Linked DNA regions of Homo sapiens: region 1 is linked to region 2. A link is a loop called in an ENCODE intact Hi-C map of the cell type or tissue named here. Cell type or tissue: dorsolateral prefrontal cortex. All regions are shown on one strand.

What was found. Peaks named below come from ENCODE experiments on the same cell type or tissue, not always from the same donor. Only the 100,000 strongest peaks of a DNase experiment are listed, where the experiment ranks them.
Region 1: it touches region 2 in a loop (4-fold over the local background); 18 of 110 quality-filtered maps call a loop at or near these places.

Annotation. Positions count from the first base shown.
Region 1 is chr7:6,432,437-6,440,436 of GRCh38, forward strand. It overlaps DAGLB (diacylglycerol lipase beta), which reads right to left. Exons shown (of 15, transcript NM_139179.4): 3 at 3,926-4,097; 4 at 2,326-2,584; 5 at 401-523. Among named protein-coding and RNA genes, the nearest start is that of DAGLB, 12 kb to the right of the region's middle. RefSeq lists an enhancer at 4,090-4,199 and a silencer at 6,909-7,109. In dorsolateral prefrontal cortex, CTCF peaks have their summits at 3,376 (motif pointing left) and 3,580; DNase peaks (open chromatin) are centred at 3,375 and 4,005; H3K4me3 peaks cover 720 bases; H3K27ac peaks cover 7,237 bases.
Region 2 is chr7:6,156,156-6,164,155 of GRCh38, forward strand. USP42 (ubiquitin specific peptidase 42) reads left to right here. Exons shown (of 18, transcript NM_032172.3): 16 at 599-900; 17 at 3,295-3,338; 18 at 4,400-5,409. The coding sequence ends at 3,302. CYTH3 (cytohesin 3) reads right to left here. Exons shown (of 13, transcript NM_004227.4): 13 at 5,624-8,000. Among named protein-coding and RNA genes, the nearest start is that of USP42, 55 kb to the left of the region's middle. In dorsolateral prefrontal cortex, CTCF peaks have their summits at 4,193 (motif pointing right) and 4,396; DNase peaks (open chromatin) are centred at 2,806 and 4,246; H3K4me3 peaks cover 1,190 bases; H3K27ac peaks cover 6,535 bases.

The DNA.
Region 1 (8,000 bases), 280 kb after region 2:
CATGAGGTGAAGAGATGGAGACCATCCTGGCTAACACGGTGAAACCCCGTCTCTACTAAAAATAAGAAAAAAAATTAGCCAGGTGTGGTGGCAGGCGCCTGTAGTCCCAGCTACTCAGGAGGCTGGGGCAGGAGAATGGTGTGAACCTGGGAGGCAGAACTTGCAGTAAGCCGCGATTGTGCCACTGCACTCCAGCCTGGGCGACAGAGCGAGACTCCGTCTTAAAAAAAAAAAAAAAAAAGGTGGGAGAGGGGAGGGAAGGGGAGGAGGGGGAGGGGAGGGAGGGGAAAGGGGAATGAAGGAAGGGAGGAAGAAATTGCTATAGGTTAGCTGTATGATTCTGAAGACCCACCAAAAGGTGTAAGTGTCAGAACTGGACACTCCATGAAGCCAGGCTCACCTGGGAGCTCCCTGGGGCATGGCAGACCACCTGGGCAGGCTCTTGGTTGTTCCTGATATTGTCCTGTTGCTGATGAAGCAGGGCGAGGCCCGCCGCAATGTCGCTGGGCACCAGATCTGTGTCCTGGGTGGGAAACCACAATGGCCTGTCATAAAACCCAGCAGGCACCACCCCCGGGTTCCCTAAAATCCAGTCTTCTATAGTTGATAGGCATTCACGCACACACAGACATTTCTAGACACAGAGGTATGTTAAAAAGACTGCTCCTGGCAGGAGTGCTTCTCTATGTGACCTGAATATGTTTTCACATCCTGCCCTCAGACAAGTCCACTGGAGAATATAAAAATGCTATTCGTCTGTCTTAAAATTTCACTTCATGTGACTCAACTATTTTTAATCTACTTCAAATATTTTGTAAAGTGGAGAAATCAATGGATAAATTGTCCGTTTTTGTAGCAATGCACCATTTTAGCCCACGTTTATACTCTCATTTCTCAAGATGCTGGGAAGGTTTTGTTGAAACACAGTGGATGGTAGAGATTTATGAGACTAAACTCATACTCACAGGGTATGGCAAGCCTCATAAAGGACCCCAAGCTGGGAAAGCAACAGAGAGTGAGTCTTCTTAGGCCTGACATGTCCTTTTTCTCCAGGAAATGGAGGAATTAGGAATTCTCAATCACCTCCGGGTACTTGTAGCCCGTAAGAATGGACAATATACTGCCAGGTGCGATGACTCACGCCTGTAATCCCAGCACTTTGGGAGGCCGAGGTGGGCGGATCACCTGAGGTCAGAAGTTCGAGACCAGCCTGGCCAACATGGTGAAACCCTGTCTCTACTATAAATACAAAAATTAGCTGGGCGTGGTGGCAGGTGCCTGTCATCCCAGCTATTGTAGTACTCTAGCTACTCAGTACGCTGAGGCAGGAGAATCTCTCGAACACAGGAGGTGGAGGTTGTGCCAAGATGGCGCCACTGCACTCCAGCCCGGGTGACAAAACGAGACCTTGTCTCAAAAAAAAAAAAAAAAAGACAATATACTGGCCACTCAGCCACTGAGCCATCAGTTCTGCCTGTGATGTAGATTACGACATCCTCTAGAAATAACCAGCTTCTCTTCTTCCCTCTTCCAGATATCTTAAGACTAGGTTTAAGCACTTCTTTAAGTTACTGAGGGGACACGCTTCCCTCTTCCCTCTACGGAGGCTGCTGCTATGACTTGGTGTCAGGCTCCAGGACCAGCCCTGAATGGTGCCAAGTCGGATAGCACAGAGGTGGGAAGAGAGACTGGCAGGTGTGCAGGATAAGCAGAGAACTCTTCCTCCCTTACCTCATCTCAGTATGGAATTTAACAGCATTTAGCAGAGAATGTCATATAAAAAGATGACACGCTGCATGTGAAAAAAAAAAAACAAGCATTTTCAAATTGCGGAAGAACTCGCTCTAGAATGACGCTCCCTTCTGTGCTGCAATCATCTATTCAAACTGTCTTCCAAAAGTAGCATCGTCGATCATTTCCATCATGATACAAAGTGGTAAGAAGTCACTCACTATCTGATTCCAACCTCGATTCATGCCACTGCCTGTGCTTGGTATCTGCTCAACAGCAGCTGCAAATTATTCTCAAAGGGTACAGCGTCCGTTATGTGGTTCCTTACAGGCTAATCCAGCATTTTGACAGGGTAGTGAGTGGGTGTCAATACGAAGACATGTCCTATTGGGACACAGGGTCTGAGAAGGTGTGGCTCTTGCAGTTAACTGCTCCCTGGAGGGCTCATCACAGACAGAGGGTCTCCGGCCACCCCCCACACACCCAAAGACACCAGGTTCTCAAACGCGGTTTTATGGGAACAGAGGGACCGGCTCCATCAGAAGCATTTACTGAAACAGAAGAAACAGACCAAACCAGATCCCCTCGGCTTACTGAAAAGTAGGTTGAGAAAAGCTCTGCCGTACTCGAAAAAGCAACCCGAGTATGGTCGTCTTTCCCAATGCAACAGCACAAGAGCTTGATTCTGGTTTCCCACACGCTTGTAGCTGCTGTCTTGAGGCCATTAAGTAACTGGCTTGAATCATGACTATCCAGGTGGCTGGGGCCGGCAGAGGAATATGGAGCCATTTTCCCCCCAAGAGGGTCAAAGACAATGATAATGGAAACCACTGTGGCAGCGATGATGATCCAACTGCAAGACAGAGAGAGGAAAAGGCTCGGTGACTGCGGGCCCCAGCCCAGACGCAGATGTCCGGGGTCCCTCCTCCAGGTTCAGTTTCTGAGTCTCTACCACGGAGGGTTCTGTTACCGAGGAAGATGCAGCTCTCCTGGAACCTGCCTGAGGCAAGCAACTTTCTTCTAGAAAGTTCCTTATGAGGCTGGGCATGGTGGCTCACACCTGTAATCCCAGCACTTTGGGAGGCCGAGGCCGGCAGATCACGAGGTCAGGAGATCGAGACCAGCCTGGCCAACATAGTGAAACCCCGTCTCTACTAAAAACACAAAAATTAGCTGGGTGTGGTGGCACGTGCCTGTAGTCCCAGCTTCTGAGGAGGCTGAGGCAGGAGAATCGCTTGAACCAGAGAGTCGGAGATTGCAGTGAGCCGAGGAGGCGCCACTGCACTCCAGCCGGGCGACAGAGGGAGACTCCGTCTCAAAGAAAAAAAAAAAAAAGTTCCTTATGAATCAGTGGTTAACCCAGGCCCTGCCCTAACAGTAAAGGCCACAGAAGGAACAGGGAGGTGTCCGCTGGGCAGAGTTGCAGCCTGCGCCCGGATGCAGCGGGCACTTCTTCTCCATATGGCCCTGGGACCATGACATACGCCCTTCCCCTTCGGTGCCTCAGGGCTCTTCTCATGAAGGTATCACAGAGTACTCTGATAGGCCTCTCATCTATATGTTTAAATATTTCACACTGCAAGACGCCGGATTGAGGAGCACACGCAACCGGGAAATGCCCCTCCCGAAGGGGCTCTGCTGCCCCCTGGCGGTGTGACTCGAGAAACGCAGCAACAGCCCAGGTCTGATTCCTTATTTAGAACAGAGGGTGTTAAGGGGGCGGGACTGGATCATCTCTAAGATTTTTAGCCTAGAAAACACGAAAACCTTATTGTTCTAGAATATTATTCCCTGTCCCACTTCTGGACACCGTATCTCTTTTCATACCTTTAGTTTTAGTTTTTGCTCTGGTTTTGGTCTTTGGTTTTCTTCCGAATTCTTATAAGAGAAGGGTTAGGAATAAAAGACTTTAAGAAAAAAAGAAAAAAAAAAAAGAGAGAGAGACAGAAGGGAATGTAGAAAATAAAGAACCAGTAAGGAAAGAAATCTACATCAATACGTGCATAACGAAAGACGAGTTGTATTTCATGGACAAACAGTGTCTCTAAATTTTCATGAGTTACGCAGAAACTAACTCCAATTTCTAACTATTTGAGGAAGTCCGAGGGACGCTGGACTCTCTGTCATGTTAGAAGGGTTTGTTCACCTATGCCTCAAATCCACTGAAACTCAAAGAGAAGAAGGGAGATGTCACCTGACCACGACGGTTGCGATGATGCCGTTTACAACTGTCCTGTCGCACTGAACACCATCTGCCACCCAGGCAGCCCCCAGAGAGGCCCAGACCATCTCTGGAAAAAACAGCGCCAGGCGGATGTAAAGCAGCTTAGACATAGACTTCCGCGGTCCAGGGTTACAAATCGTTCCTGAAATACAAAAAACGTTCCGACTGCTCAGTTGCTTCCTCAGAGATGAAGAGCTTCCTTTTTGCAAAAATACAGCTTTTGCAGAGCATACATTTGTACTGTGCACACCCGCCTCCTGACTTTTTCTACTTATAATTGGTAATCAGCACCTAAGTCAGACAGCAAGTGAGAAAATGAGGATGGGAAACGTGACAAGAAGTCCTGGGCTCTTTTTTAAGATTTAGCAGGGATTAAAAACACTTCTGGGTTCTCACTGGGGTGACAATATAATCATGGCCCAAACTGGTATACTTCTGAGAGGAAAAAAGGGGACTATTAATAATTATGCTGGGGCCGGGCACGGTGACTCACACCTGTACTCCCAGCACTTTGGGAGGAGGCCAAGGCAGGTAGATCACCTGAGGTCAGGAGTTCGAGACCAGCCTGGCCAACATGGTGAAACCTCATCTCTACTAAAAATTAAAAAATTAGCGAGGCGTGGTGGCGGGCGTCTGTAATCCTAGCTACTTGCGAGGGAGGCTGAGACAGGAGAATCGCTTGAACCCAGGAGGCGGAGGTTGCAGTGAGCTGAGATTGCGCCACTGCACTCTAGTCTGGGTGACAGAGCAAGACTCCGTCTCAAAATAATAATAATAATAATAATAATAATAATAATAATAGTAATAATTATGCTGAGACAACAGGCACAAAACAGAACTGTCCCAGGCAAACAGGGATATATGGTCACCCAAGTTCTAACAGCCATGAAAACAAGCTCCACGTCCCTTTGAGACCTACATTGTTCTAGACACCAACCTAAAACACTTTATGTGCGTAGTTCTGTAATCCCCACAATGACTGGGTTAGTCATTATCTCATTTTACGTATGAGCAAGCAAACTGAAGCTCAGAGAGCGTAATAGCTACCATTCTTTTTGGAGACAAGGTCTCACTCTCTTGCCCAGGCTGGAGTGTGGTGGCACAATCATGACTCACTGCAGCCTCCACCTCTCAGGCTCAAGTGATCCACCCACCTCAGCCTCTCTGGTAGCTAGGACTACAGGTGCACACCACCACGCTGAAATAGGCCTCATAGTCCCATAGACAGTTGTTTTTTTGTGGGCGTTTTTTGGTTAATTTTTGTTTTTGTTTTTTTAGATGGAGTCTCACTCTGTCGCCCAGGCTGGAGTGCAGTAGTGTGATCTCAGCTTACCACAACCTCCGCCTCCCAGGTTCAAGTGATTCTCCTGCCTCAGCCTCCCTAGTAGCTGGGATTAGAGGCATTACACCTGGCTAATTTTTGTATTTTTAGTAGAGACTGGGTTTCACCATGTTGGCCAGGCTGGTCTTGAACTCCTGACCTCAAGTGATCTGCCCGCCTTTGCCTCGCAAAGTGCTGGGATTACAGGCATGAGCCACAGCACCCTACCAGGAAATAGCTTTTAAATTCAAAAAATTATCTTCTGTTAGAATGACTGAAATAGTTACATTTTAAAATATTAGGCACTAACATAAAGAAGGATGAGTTCATGTCCTTTGTAGGGACATGGATGAAGCTGGAAACCATCATTCTGAGCAAACTATCGCAAGGACAGAAAACCAAACACCGCATGTTTTCACTCATAGGTGGGAACTGAACAATGAGAACACTTGGACACAGGGTGGGGAACATCACACACCGGGGCCTGTAGTTGGGTGGGGGAGGAGGGAGGGATAGCATTAGGAGATATACCTAATGTAAATGACGAGTAACGGGTGCAGCACACCAACATGGCACATGTACACATATGTAACAAACCTGCATGTTGTGCACATGTACCATAGAACTTAAAGTATAAAAATAATTTTTAAAATGCAAAAATAAATAAATAAATAAAATATTAGGCACTAACAGCCTCATTTTTGGCACAAAGACAAAATTTTATAAGCTAAATAATTGTAACACTAACCTCTCTGAGGGGGAAAGGGTGCAGGTATGTGGAAAAAAAAAAACACAGTCCTATATTTGGAGCTTGTTATAACAATAGCCAAACACCCCAGAGAAACAGGAAACAGTATCTGCATACACACTGCTTCCTGGAGGGCTGGGATTCTAAAAACAGACACATCCTAATGTCAGCAGCACCTGGACTTGAAACTCCAACTGTGATGACAACTGCTGATACTGCATTAATGAAATACACAGACAAGGAATCAAGAGATGGAGTTGCTCTGATTAAGGTTCCAGAAAATAAGATATTGATCCCAGCACATTGGGTGGCCAAGGCAGGAGGATTGCTTGAGCCCAGGAGTTCGAGACCACGCTGGGGAACACAGAGAGACCTCATCTCTGATTATTTTTTAAAAAAGATAATGATGATGATGATGATGATGATGGTACTGAGAAAATCTCCTTTACACGGTTTTGCCTGCCTAGAAAAAATTTCTGGCCGGGTGCGGTGGCTCACGCCTGTAATCCTAACACTTTGGGAGGCCGAGGTGGATGGACTGTCTGAGCTCAGGGGAGGCCAAGGTGGATGGACTGTCTGAGCTCAGGAGTTTGAGACCAGCCTGGCTGACATGGTGAAACCTCATCTCTACTAAAATATAAAAAATTAGCCAGGCATGGTGGTGTGCTCATGTAGTCCCAGCTACTCAGGAAGCTGAGGCAAGAGAATTGCTTGAACCCAGGATGCGGAGGTTGCAGTAAGCCAAGACTGTGACACTGCACTCCAGCCTGGGCGACAGAGTGAGACTCTATCTCAAAAAGAAAAAAAAAGAAAAAAAAAAAAAGAAAAACTTTCCCTTTTATTTTTCCTTAAGAAAAACAGATGCTAGTATGGACCTGGCTGCCGCAGCAGGCTTCCTAAGGTCGCTGGCCCCATAACCGACAAGCACAGCTGCATTCCTAAATGTAATGTCCTCACCACTGTCTTGGTTAAGTAACCCTATCATCCATCATCAGACACAGCCACTTATGGAAGAGCAATGAAAGGAAGGCCTAGGTCCCAGAATCAGTACACTCAACTCCTATAGCCAATGCTGCAATCTTCTCTGACCCAGCTTAGCAATGAGCTCTTGGGATACAAACACAGAGGAGATACAAGGAGGCATCCCACAATCAAAGCCACACATGGCACAAGGCAGACTTTGTATGTCAAAAGGGTTCTTCTGTCAAAACATGGTAGTCATAAGGGTGGACCATCTCCAATCAAACCTCCCACAAGGTGCAACAGTGGGATTTCATTTGGGAGGTTTTCAAATTAAAAATAGAAACTAGGCCGGGTGCGGTGGCTCATACCTATAATCCGAGCAATTTGGGAGGGCAAGGCGGGTGGATCACCTGAGGTCAGGAGTTCGAGACCAGCCTGGCCAACATGGCAAAAACCCATCTCTACTAAAAATACAAAAATTAGCCAGGCATGGTGGTGGGCGCCTGTAATCCCAGCTACTCGGGAGGCTGAGGCAGGAGAATCGGTCGAACCCAAGAGGTAGAGGATGCAGTGAGCTAAGATCACGCCACTGCACTCCAGCCTGGGTGATGGAGAAAGACTCTGTCTCAAAAAAAAAAAAAAAAGAAAGAAAAAGAAACTACCACAGTATCAAAGTTTTCCTCAAATGCCGGGTGCAGTGGCTCAGGCTTGTAATCCCCAGCACTTTGGGAGGCTGAGGCGGCAGATCACCTGGAGTTCAAGACCAGCCTGACCAACATGGAGAAACCCCATCTCTACTAAAAATATAAAATTAGCCAGGTGTGGTGGTGCATGCCTGTAATCCCAGCTACTTGGGAGGCTGAGGCAGGAGAATCACTTGAACCCAGAAGGCGGAGGTTGCGGTGAGCCGAGATCATGCCATTGCACTCCATCCTGGGGACTCAAAAGCGAAACTCCGTCTCCAAAAAAAAAAAAAAAGTTTTCCTCAATTGAGCTACAGAAGAAGAGGATCA
Region 2 (8,000 bases):
ACTGAAACCCTGGGAAAGATTACCAAAAGCCATATGGAAAATAGGCAGTGGTTATTGGAGGGAAAAATAATATTGCTGCCAGGTGTCTCAGGCACATGGGAGGGAAGGAGGCTTAGTATTTCCTTTCCCTTCAAGTAACTACTGGTTTCGGGAAAAGTTAGCAGAATCCTCCCTGCAGTGTTTGTCCAACAGCCTTAGTTCCTGAGAAAGCTGAAGCAGAGATGGGACTGTTCAGGATGGAGCTAAAGTTGGTGAATTTATGGCCCTGGACTGAAACAGTCATTACAGTGAAGGCAAACTTGTTAAATTTTTGAGACAGGGTCTTGCTCTGTTGCCCAGGCTGGAGTGCGGTGTTGCAGTCGTAGCTCACTGCAGCCTCAATCTCCTGGGCTCAAGTGATCCTCCTGCTTCAGCCTCCCGAGTAGCTGGGACTACAGGTGTGCGCCACCATACCTGGCCTACGTGGCTAATTAGATAAGAATTGTGCGTGTCTGCACAGTGAATGTTCTCGGTGAATGGGTGGAAAGGCCAAGCTCCAGGGTCTGCTGCTGGTGGTTTTGTGTTTTAGGGTTTTGAATTCTGGCTTTTCCTTCTGCAGGCATCAGCAGGACTCAGACCTCTCAGCAGCGTGCTCTGACGCTGACCTCCACAGACACAAAAAAAAGAAGAAGAAAAAGAAGAGACATTCAAGAAAATCAGAGGACTTTGTTAAAGATTCAGAACTGCACTTACCCAGGGTCACCAGCTTGGAGACTGTCGCCCAGTTCCGGAGAGCCCAGGGTGGCTTTCCTCTCTCTGGTGGCCCGCCTCTGGAAGGCGTCGGACCTTTCCGTGAGAAAACGAAACACTTACGGATGGAAAGCAGGGATGACAGGTGTCGTCTCTTTGAGTATGGCCAGGGTAAGAGGAGATACTTGGAATTAGGAAGATAGAAACTATTTCTTAATACATTTTCTTTGCAAAGGTGATTAACATGTAGAAAGAAAACCTCAGGTGGCATCAAAGGGCACAGTTACTCAGAGCACCCCTGCCCTGCCTGGTCTGGCCTCAGTGCTCATCCCTGCAGTGTGGTTCCGTTGCACAGTTAAGCCCTTAGCGTTTATTGAAGGCCTAAGTGACACAGGACTGAGGGCAGCACTACCTGTGTCACCAAAGCCCTGGAACGTACAGCTCTAGGCATCTGACTTTGCCTTGCAAAGGACCAGAACTCTTGGTTTGGTTTGGTTTTATTTTATTTTATTTTATTTATTTTATTTTTTGAGACGGAGTCTTGCTCTATTGCCCAGGCTGGAGTGCAGTGGCGGCGATCTCAGCTCACTGCAACCTCTGCCTCCCAGGTTCATGCTGTTCTCCTGCCTCAGCCTCCTGAGTAGCCGGGACTACAGGCGCCCGCCACCACGCCCGGCTAAATTTTGTGTTTTTAGTAGAGACGGTGTTTCACCGTGTTAGCCAGGATGGTCTCGAGAACTCTTGGTTTTAAAGCATTTTTGATAGAAATACTTTTGCAGCGTATACGTTACTCTCCCGAATCCTTAAACCTGTAGCATTCTGAGTGCACCCTGATGCTCGGTACTGATTTGCTCGCTTGGTTCCTTAGAAGCGTGGGCACCAGCCTCTGCTTGAGTGACACTGCAGAGGCCTCCATGTGGCAGAGCGCTGGCTGCCCCTGCCAGGTGTCCTGGATTCTCTTCTGCCCTGTGGGGCTGTGTCTCCGTCCTGTGGCCACACGCTGTGCTCTTACTGCACTTGAGGCAGCCCCCCACTTCCTCTCCCGTTGGTGTCCGGTGACCGCTCACCCTCGAGAGGAGCTGTGAGCCTGTTAGAAGCGGATGTCACTCGAGTCAGTGGACCTAGAGCGGAGGCTGGCAAACTGCAGCCCTGGGGCCAACTTCGGCCAGTCACCAGACTTTGTATGAACTTGGAGTTAAGAATGGTTTTAACCTTTTTAAGTGGTTGGAAATAATCCCAAAGAACAATGCGTTTCACATGAAAATGATGTGAAATTCAGACCTCAGTGTCTGTGGCTTGATTGGGGCGCAGCCAGGTGCGTTCCCACGCTGTCTGGCGGCTTCGCTGTCACTGCCTGGCAGAGGTGAGTGGCTGCGGCAGGGCAGGGACCGTGTGGCTCGCAAAGCGGAAAATGTTTATTATTGCCCCTTGACAGAAAGGGTTTGTCACCCCTGCCTGGACGCCCATTGTTTGTGTTCACGTGTGAAGCGCATCCCCTCCTCCCAGGGGCTTTTGACGAATCTTCAGGGCTGCCCTGAGGCCTTTTGCTTCTCGGCTGAGTTGTGGGTTAGGTGGAGCTGTGTGTTCTGGGGAAGGCCTGTCCCTCCCAGCAGCCCAGAGCCAGCATGCATTGTTGATTGAGGGGTAAACGGTCCTTAGAGTGTGTGAGAGAGAGCTGGGGGTTGCGGGGTGAGCCCCATGGGGGACATTTGCCCATGGAGTGCTGGGGAAACAGCCGGAGATGAGGACAGGCACCAGCACTGCCGGTGAGGACGGGTTGCCTGCGGGCCTTGTAGACGTTCTGGACATTTCAGAATTGGTTTTGCGTTCCCATTTCAGCGAATCGGGGAAGGAGATTCGTGAGGGCTGCTTGGTACCCGAGGATCCGAGGATGCAGTGGATGGGCTCATTCTGAGTGTGGTGCAGGCTCCCAGGATCATGGGCTTCCAGCTGGGGCTACTGGGAGACAGTGATGGCCCCCGAGGCAGCTGGTCCAGCGGGAGGGAGGTTGAACGTGATCTTGTTTGCCTCGTGTCTCGGGTGCTGTGGTCAGGCGTTGTCTGTGTGGTGGCCCTGTGTTTCCGTCCCCGTCCCACTGCACCGATGACAGGGTTTGCAGCTGGCGCTTCTGCTGCGAGCAGACTGAGGAGCCTTTCTTGTCCTTCTGAGAAGGCCGCTGCCCGGCCCCGCCTCACCCAGCGTCCTGTGGTCCTGCGGGTCCCCCTCTACCCTGGACTTCGGCCCCTTGTCTTTCTCTTTCAAACTCCTCCTCTGGCTCTGTTCCGCCCAGTTCAGTTCTTGGGCCTGATATCTGTTCTAACATCAGGCTGCGTGTGGGTTGGATGGAGCCCTCAGTCATCACGTAAACCCTTTGACATCAGTAAAACCCTGGGAGCAGCCGCTGAGCGCTGGGACATCCCTGCTCACCTCACTGGGGAGTGGCCTCAGGCGCTCACAGGGAACCGCAGTGACTCTGACCATAGCCACTTAACGCACACACACAGCAGAGGCCCTGGCGATTTTGCAACCATCATTAAAATCTCTTTCCTGACCTTTGCTTTCTAGGTGATTGAAAACTCAGCCTCAAAACAAAAAATTCACTAGTTATGGTAAGCTGTTTTCCTGTCTGTTTCCTCATTGTTTGTGGTGGCGCTGAGGGGACGCAGGCAGAGGAGTTTTAATTCTGCGGCTCTGCCTGGGGGCTGGGCTCATAGGAGTTGGCAGAGCCATGGAGAGGCCCCGGCAGGTTCCCAGCCAGCCCAGACCCAGGCCACGCGCTTGGGGACAGACCTAGACCCTCCACCTCATCACGTTTGCATTACTGGCTGGGGAAGACCCGCATCCTTCACGCAGGCAGAGTCGCCCTGTTCCCTTGTGCCTCACTTGGGAAAAGCCAACCCGGCTCACAGCGGCAGAGCCCACGGGCCTTTGATAAACATCTGGGAAGGGAGAGGCCCGGTCCCCAGCACAGGCACCTCACTCAGGAGAGCGGAGCCTTGCTCCCTCGTCCGTCCCGTCCCCTGTGCTGCTGTCTGCGCCCCGAGGTGGCACTGAGCTGGAGCCAGCACCCCCCCAGCAGCCACCGTACAAAACCATAGGAAGGTGGCCCAGGGCCGGGCGGCAGATCAGGACCTCGGAGCTGTGGGGCTTTGTTGGATCACTTCACACAGCGGTCCTGGGAGAGTCACTGGTTTTATACCTGACCCTTGTGGAGCTAGAGGGGACAGTGAACCATTTTTCCCTTGAAAGGAAACTTTGTCCAAATGTGTCTGTCACATGTAGTCAGCAAGAGGAATTTAAAATGAATTGCCAAGTGAAGAGTCTGTGGATTAATTGGCCGTTAATTAACAGGCTTTATCAATGTGTCCTCAAGGGAGAGGCCCAACCCTAATTAAGGAGCTAAACTTCCTGAGTGAGGGGCTGTGAGGATGGAGGTGGAGGAGGCATCTGGGGCGGGTGGTGGCCGGGCCCAGCAGATGGCGCCTCCCTGGCTGAGCTGCCCGCACCGCCAGTTCCCTCATTTCCACTCAGGAAGGCAGAGAAGGCAGAGTGATCTCCTCAAGGAAGAGCTTCCCCAGCCTTCGGGAGCAGCTGGCAGGGCGTCCGGGAATAAGCCCTACACGCCGCCGCCTGCCTCCAACTCACTAACCCTGCGCCTCTTGTCTTTCAGATTCAACGCGTTCAACAGAAGCCATCCCCAGCCCAGCTTAAATTATAAAGATAGACAATAACTCTGTTCCAATCTGCGTGGTGCTTCTTTAGTAAATACTGTACAGATTTTACCATGGAGAACTTTTTTTTTAGTTTTTACCTTTTCTTAATTACCCTTATTCCGAATGGACGAACACTTTCTACCACTGCTGACCATTGTAAAATACCGTGTATATAAATCCCATTGAAATAATGCCCTGGAATAGAACATCTCAAATGCTGCTTAATTACAGACTCAGGTCGATTACTTGTATTTCATGTAATGTTCCTCCAAGTTAGACATCTGGTGCAAGACCAACCGGGAGACCATGGAATTGTCAAAAGTACAAACTGACAGTGTGTATATTTAATTTAAAGACTTATTTAAAAACTCACAAGCTCTCACCTAGACTTTGGAGAGCAGTCTGTTTTCTGTAATGTCTGATACTAGAAACTAATTTGCTTATTTTAGTTGTATTCAAGATTTGAAGATGTATTTTATAGACAAGTTCTGTTTTTGAACTTTGTGGAACTGTTCCAATCAATCAATTTCCCAGTTATGATGAGTATTTACATTATGAATGTATAACCCAGACATGATTTGTAAAGCCGACAGTATGTTTCTATTACACAACACTTTTTGATACAGCGTCTCTTGTCTTCACTGATACTGGAGTCTCCGTTGTCTGCTTGGTCCCTTCGAGTTTCTAGTTACAGACACAATCATACTGTGATTTTATTTTTAATATGGATATGCTATCAAACTGTGATACACTTATAATTCACTGGTCCTGCATCAGGAGATGGAGTGGGGAAAACTGTATTTAATACAGTTTGTATCTGAATAATCTGTATGGTTTATACAGTTTGTGTTGTTCAGAGATGTTTAAAGTTTGATCTTTGTTTTTCTAAAGATTAAAAAAGCACTTGCCCCACTGTAAATATACAGCATGTAAAATTTCTATAGTATATAAATGGCAGCAAATCACACACTTGGCGTCTTTTTACTGTTGTTTTCCCCATTTGCTTCCAGACTCCTTCCTGTCATCATCTGAATTCACTTTCTTAAAACCTTCAAGTAAGTGCTCCTGCCGAAGTCGGCACCTTCGGCCAGGCCATCCCACCTCGGACGGGCAAAGGAAAATTGGAGGGGTGTTTGCTGGACCCAACAATATCTGTTTTAAAGAACCAAGTCTTAGGCTTGTTTTAACAATACATGTGATTTTTATTTAGTGAACACAGTATCTGCAAGAGCTCTGACAGCCATCCACCCTCCAATCTTACTTCACTTTACAACCAAGTATCAATAGAGGCTGTTCCTTCATGCGAGCTGTGGGAGTATATACATCATTGAATAACAGACACTCCAGAAATCAACAGATGTACATTATTTACATATTACTATATTTACCGCAAATAGAAATATTTTCTAAGAAAAAAAGTCAATTTGTGGTTTCTGGTCTACCACAGACCTAACTTCTCAGCAAAGCATATCTATGTAGATATCTGCGTTTGTAACTTTAAAAATAGGCATTGCTTTCTATGAAGCACTAAGTGCTGCTCCATCTATAAATAGCTCCTATTTTCAGTTTGGTACCACATTAAACTGCCCCAAAATGTTCTGTGACCCCAAAGACACAAAGTTGCTGCTTATCTGGGTCCAGGGTCAGTACAATTAAACTCAAATATGAACCAGGGCGGCCAGCAAGACAGGCTGGAAGGGCTGTGGCAGTCGCCGCCGCCTCCCCGCGGGGCTCCCCTCACTGCCTCCTGGCCTCTGTCTCTGGAAAAAAGTATCTTTGGCCAGAGTTGGGACTAACAATTCAAGCCCTGCGCTCAGACGTCAGGGTGGGGAGGAGGAGGACTGTGATTGTGACGCGGCCTGCCCAGGGTGAGGGACAAAAAACAGATGTGTCCTGTTTCAGGGCCGTCCTGGTAGCGGCTGGCCCTGCGCAGTCACTGACCCAGAGTTTTCTGGACCAGGCCTGCCTCAAGGATCAGCAGGCATGATGGTCGCACAGCCTTCATGCTAATACTGTCCTAACACAGCCTGGAGCTAGGCGATTTCCTTTGACCACAAAGTACCTGGAGTCTAACTCAGCACCACAGCCTCTGCATGGCTCCCAGGTGCCCACCACCTGGCGAAGCTCATTCACAGATGACAGCAAAGGGGGAGCTTGATCATCTGGCGACTCCTTCCTGCTGCTTCTCCCAACACCCAAAACAGAAAGCTCTGCATCCCCAGGTCACACCTGGGTTGGTCAGAAGAAGGAAACAGCTTGTCCGAGCACAACATGCTGACAGAGCTGGCTGTGGCCAGTCTTGGGTGCCGGGCCAGCCTGAGGGGTGGGCACCGCCGGAGCCGGCCGTCAGTGTGTGGTCTGGGTGGGGGTCCAGGCAGCATTTATTTTCATGGAAGACTGGAGGCCAGAGTTGCATATCTACCAGTCAGGCATTTCAAGAACGCTGACTTGCCTTTCTCAGAACTAAAACTTCCGATTTGAGGTATCAGTAACAAAGCCTAAGAACGTGGGAATGAAAGTCTGATGCAGGACAGGGGTTTCTGGCCTCGGACCCCTCTGCAGTCTAGTGTGACTTAAAGCTACATCAAGGTCAGCCGCAGGGAGGCGAAGGGCCCGCAGCCGCTCGGCCTCCACTTCAAGGCAACTCAAAGAACAGTCTCCGCTGCTGAGAAGGAAACCTAGGTGCACAAAGTCTGAGGTTTTGTCTCTGGACTGGGCATTTTGCACAGGAGTACAGATGCCCTCCAGAGGGTGCAGATTCAAGGTGTGTGTGCCTATGCAGGTGGGGCAGGAAGAGGAAGTCCATAGAGGAAAAGCCAGCCACCAACCCAACAGCCCACTGTGTAACAGGGTCCTGGGGACGCAAATCTCCCGACAGAGAACAGCGTCTGCCACCGGCCCGGGTCGGCCCAAGCACACAATGCCCCCGGTCCAGCCCTGAGCCCTCTCTGTAGGTGGGGCCCAGATCCAGCCTTCCTTGAGCGGAGCACTGGGCACCTCCTATCCTTACATCCACAGCAACCTGACAACCTCCCAGGCGGGCGTGGAGTTTGACCAGTTCCACCACCGGCGTCTATCTGGGTTCTCTACGTGCCGGGCCTCTGCACCCCAGGGCCTGTTCTTCCCTCCTCGTAGGGAGGGCACCTCTCTCAGGACACGGCGCACTACATGGGGTGAGACTGTTTTTAGTTAATTCTGTGTCTATTCATTAAGAAATCTGGTCAAATTAGAAAGTCTGTAAAATAAGCGTTCATTTTGCCACAGGTTTTAAATAGCGATGAATATGGTCAAAAGCCGGTCTAACCTGCTGACCTGTATGAAACGCTGCCATGTGTGTGCATCTAAACAAAACATCAGCAGTTTCACGTGGCTCAGCGTATGGACCATCTGTGTCCAGGGAAAAGGCTGTTTCCTAGGAGTTAGCAGTTACAGCCTAAACACCCCCAAACCATTAACTGTTATAATTTTAATGATTTGCTTAAAGTATTTGTGGGGCCAAAAAGCCTGGTTGAAGGGAGGCCTCATGGGAGTCACCCTGGAGCCCCCAAGTGCCATGGC